Linked DNA regions of Homo sapiens: region 1 is linked to region 2. Evidence: read pairs that join two places in POLR2A ChIA-PET (ENCODE). Cell type or tissue: HepG2. All regions are shown on one strand.

What was found. Peaks named below come from ENCODE experiments on the same cell type or tissue, not always from the same donor. Only the 100,000 strongest peaks of a DNase experiment are listed, where the experiment ranks them.
Region 1: POLR2A ChIA-PET joins it to region 2 with 5 read pairs; 3 of 35 experiments call an interaction of 5 or more read pairs at or near these places.

Annotation. Positions count from the first base shown.
Region 1 is chr16:68,941,476-68,943,975 of GRCh38, reverse strand. All of the region lies in intron 14 of TANGO6 (transport and golgi organization 6 homolog), which reads right to left. Among named protein-coding and RNA genes, the nearest start is that of TANGO6, 99 kb to the right of the region's middle. In HepG2, no CTCF peak of the experiment used is centred here; no DNase peak of the experiment used is centred here.
Region 2 is chr16:69,039,463-69,041,962 of GRCh38, reverse strand. It overlaps TANGO6 (transport and golgi organization 6 homolog), which reads right to left. Exons shown (of 18, transcript NM_024562.2): 17 at 1,542-1,655. Among named protein-coding and RNA genes, the nearest start is that of HAS3, 65 kb to the left of the region's middle. In HepG2, no CTCF peak of the experiment used is centred here; DNase peaks (open chromatin) are centred at 1,232, 1,642 and 2,222.

The sequences.
Region 1 (2,500 bases), 98 kb after region 2:
CTCTTTGGAGCTTGCCCCTCCCCTTCTTAGAATTCCTTCTTACTCTCTTGCTCTAAGCTAACTCTCTTTTTCCAAAACTCCTCAGCTAGGCTGGCATGCTGACAATTTAAGTAAAAAACACGTAAAAACTAGCAGATATTTTAAAAAATATTATTTTGACCTTCGTGCTGTTTCTTAAAAGCAAAAAATAAAATTCTCATATAAAAGACCCCCTTTCCATACTAAAAGGAATGAGGAGATTCTTATCTTAAAGGGCAAAAAATTGAGACCAAGACAATACTTTACAGACACTGTTAAAAAAAAAATATCTTGGCCGGGTGCGGTGGCTCACGCCTGTAATCCCAGCACTTTGGGAGGCCAAGGAGGGCAGATCACGAGGTAAGGAGATTGAGACCATCCTGGCTGACATGGTGAAACCCCATCTCTACTAAAAAACACAAAAAATTAGCCAGTGCGTGGTGGCAGGCACCTGTAGTCCCAGCTACTCGGGAGGCTGAGGCAGGAGAATGGTGTGAACCCAGGAGGCGGAGCTTGCAGGGAGCCAAGACTGCGCCACTGCACTCCAGCCTGGGTGACAGAGCGAGACTCTGTCTCAAAAAAAAAAAAAAAAAATTCTCAGATTCAGGTTGCAGTGAGCTTTAATCATGCCACTGCATTCCAGCCTGGGTGACAAGGTAAGACCCTGTCTCAAAAAATAAAAATAATAAAATAAAATAAAGAAAAAAAAGAAAAAAAGAGAAATAAAAAATAAAAATAAGAATATAAATATAAATAAGGCCAGGCATAGTGGCTCACACCTGTAATCCCAGCCCTTTGGGAGACTGAGGCAGGCTGATTGCTTGAGCCCAGGAGTTTGAAACCAGTCTGGGCAACATGGCACAATCCTGTCTCTACAAAAAACACAAAAATTAGCTGGGTGTGGTGGCATATGCCCGTAGTCCCAGCTACTCGGGAGTCTAAGGTGGGAGGACTGCTTGAACTCCAGGAGGTGGAGGTTCCAGTGAGCTGACATTGTGCCACTGCACTTCAGCCTGGGTGACAGTCAGACCCTGTCTCAAAAAAAAAAAAAAAAATTAAAAATTAAATAAATGAAATAAAATTTCTCAGATTCATATTTCAGAGGCTTGACTTTTGCAGTATCTTGCTACTTGTGATTTATAGGTCATACATCACTGCATTTAGCATTTTCTCCCCTTAAAAAGGCCTGAGATGATAACTCTCTCCTTCAACTTTGTCATCAGCTCCTGAACTTTTTCTCCAGTTCTAACTCTGCCATTATGGCCTGACATGAAAGTGTTTATCTTAATGGCCTAAAAAAGCAATGTTTTCCTCCAATATAATTTGATTCTGTATTCCTCACTTTCCTTGATGTATCTAAATTGTTACTCTTATAACCTAGACCCATTCTTCCTATGTCAGATTAAATTCAAACAATCTTTTCATCAGGTTTGATTTCCATGTTATCTAAATGAGATTCCCTTTAGAAAAAACAATCACACTGTAAGAGGTTTTTCTTTACCTTTTCGGTAAAGAAAAAGACTTTACATTTTACCATGATAATTTTCTGCATTGCCTTATGTTTTTGATCACTTTTAAAAAACTGAGCTTTAAAAGGATTAAGGTTTTAACATCCATGTAACTTTTTTTTTTTTTGAGATGGAGTTTTGCTCTTGTCGCCCAGGCTGGAGTGCAGTGGCATGATCTCGGCTCAATGCAACCTCTGCCTCCCGGGTTCAAGAGATTCTCCTGCCTCAGCTTCCCAAGTAGCTGGGATTACCTGCCACCACGTCCAGCTAACTTGTATTTTTAGTAGAGATGGGGTTTCGCCATGTTGGCCAGGCTGGTCTTGAAATCCTTACCTCAGGTGATCCACCTGCCTCGGCCTCTCAAAGTGCTGGGATTACAGGTGTGAGCCACCGTGCCTGGCTCTACATTACTTTTAAAGTCTTTTGATTATCACGCTGGTTAAATAAATGGCTATAATTTTACAGTAACCTGTAATTCTGTTTTTTTTCCCCCTAAGAGATGGGGGGTCTTCCTATGTTGCCCAGGTTGGCCCCAAACTCCTGGGCTCAAGAAATCCTCCCACTTCAGCCTCCCAAGTGGCTGCAACTACAGGCACATGCCACTATGCCCAACTGTAATTCTGTTTTCATCAAATATTTTCAGCCTTTTAATATCTTTGAGAAACTTCCCCAAAATCAAACCTAAGTTGTCTTTTTTTTTCCCTCAGAGACAGTCTTGCTCTGTCACCCAGGCTGTAGTGCAGTGGTGCAATCTTGGCTCACTGACGCTTCCACCTCCCAGGTTCAAGTGATTCTCCCACCTCAGCCTCCCAAGTAGCTGGGACTACAGGAATGCACCACTGTGCCTGGCTAATTTTTGTATTTTTTGGTAGAGATGGGGTTTTCACCATATTGGCCAGGCTGGTCTCAAACTCCTGTCCTCAAGTGATCCACCCACCTCGTCCTCCCAAAGTGCTGGGATTACAGGTATGAGC
Region 2 (2,500 bases):
TTTAAATCATTCACAATGGCCAGAGCTGCAGCAGCTATCTTGTAGCCATGAGGCAAAGGCCACAAAGATTATAGAAATGTTGGTCCTGTTGATACTGAGCTGCTAAACAGACACCACCTACTTACATATTTCTTGTGATGTGAGAAAAATCCTTACTTGTTTAGGACATTGTAGTTGAAGTTTTTCTAATTTGTAGTTGAACATGCTCATAGCAGATAAGTTCATTCAATCCAAACCTCAACCTATACAAGGTGGAGGAGAAGGGGGAGAAATGCAGCCGAGGGTAAAGCACTATTCCCAAAGCACTGGGAAATCCAATGGCCTCGCTAGTGAGGTGCAACAACAGCAAGTCACTACGTAAAGAGAAAAGGTGGCTGTGTAGGAAAGGAATGGGATAACTACTGAGTCCCTGCCTGTACAAAAATGGCATCAGAAACTCCATATGGTAACATTCTAGGATGAATAAAGCCCATGTATGTGTGTGTGTGATAAAACAATCACTTTTTTTTTTTTTTTGAGACAGAATTTCACTCTTGTTGCCCAGGCTGGAGTGTAATGGCAAGATCTCGGCTCACTGCAACCTCCGCCTCCCGGGTTCAAGCAATTCTCCTGTCTCAGCCTCCCGAGTAGATGGGATTACAGGCATGCGCCACCACACCTGGCTAATTTTGTATTTTTAGTAGAGATGGGGTTTCTCCATGTTGGTCAGGCTGGTCTCGAACTCCTGACCTCAGGTGATCCGCCTGCCTCGGCCTCCTAAAGTGCTGGGATTACAGGCATGAGCCACCGAGCCTGGCCTAAAACAGTCACTTTTATAATGGCTTCACTGACACTTGGTTAAATACTGATGTGTTAGCCACAGATGAGCATTGTGGATACTGGGTGGTGAATTATTAATGCAAATTTTCCATAGGAAGTCAACTGGGAATGTGTTTCCATTAAAATCAAGACGAAAATTAATTTAGAGGTCGCTCATTCTCAGCACACATATGGTTTTTTATATATATATATATGTAAATATATACTTTCTTCCTGTATTGGCCATACGCTGGGGAGAAATCCAGCCAAACCCACTTGAAGGAGGAAGAAAATTTAATTTATGCAGCACCTAACATGTCATAGATTGAACTCAGCTAGAAAGGAAACATCTTCAATGAGGCCCTTTAGTAATTCAGCATGAACAATCAAATGAGTCAGAAAGGCAAGTCACTGAAGTTCAGGGTGCAGAGGCAGGGTGAATGTGTTCTAGCTAGCTCACCTTGGAACAATGAGGACAATGCCAGGATTCAGGGCCTCAATCTACAACCTTGTGCTCTGGTTTTTCTTAGTATATAGTTTGGCCAATATGTTACTGAGGTAATAGAGACATACACCGAAGATACAAACAAGGTCATTTTCCTGCTACAAAATCCCTGTTGATGGATTCATTTGGATGAATCCATCGAGGAAAGAGGTTTGAGGCCTTCCCTGGTAAAAGGAAGATTGAGAAATAGACAAATAAAAGAGGTGGAGAAATTGCAAAGGGCGAGAGACGGACTGACCTCAGTAGCTTTCTGGCTGAGTCCCCGAAGCAGCAGCACAACCACATGTATGGCAGCTCTGCGTACTTGAACTTCACCATCTGTTTTGGCCACAGCAATCAGGCAAGCTGTTACCTAGGAGGATGAAGGAAGATGAAGTTGATAAGAATCAGAGTTGCACAATTACCTATAACCTTTCAACTGTGTTCCACTTACTACACATTCATCAAGAGCAATCTGGCTTAGAGAGGGCTGGATAGTTGCTTAATCCTCAACAAAGAGGGTGAGATCTAGTGGGAGAGATCTTGATGCAGTCTGACTTTTCTGGTAGAGGGCAAAATCCAGTTTGGAATTCAAGAACGAGATTAGAGAGTGGGAAGGAATATGTGTACTGTATATTATATGCATTTTGTAAAAGGTAAGGTCAAATGCTAATATTTCCACAAAAGTGAGAACTGTTAATTGTCCCCCTTTAAGAACATCAAATCAAAGGAAAAAAGATGGTCCCAACCATAGCTGCTTCTAGAGACTGAGGATCATGGGGATTTAGCTAAGGAGACTTCAGAGTTCACAGCCTGGCATGAATGTGAATGTACCATTGATGAAAGTTTCAGCCTAGGGAATAAAGAGTTACAGAAATATTCTAACTGATCTTCTTCAGCATGTCCAGATATTCCAGTCCTACAAATGTAGTGTACACCGGATGTGAGTCAGCAGGGGTCACTTTCAGAGACTTCCTGAATATGGAATAGGACTTTCTGTGCTCAATTACTTTACGTATTTTTTCTGTTTTGTTTTGTTTTGTTTGAGACAGGGTCTCACTCTGTCACCCAGGCTGGAGTGCAGTGGTGCAATCAGGGCTCACTGCAGCCTTGACCTCCTGGGCACAAGTGACCCTCCCACCTCAGCCTCCCAAGTAGCTAGGACTACAGGTGTGCGCCACCATGCCTGGCTAATTTGATTATTTTTTGTAGAGATGA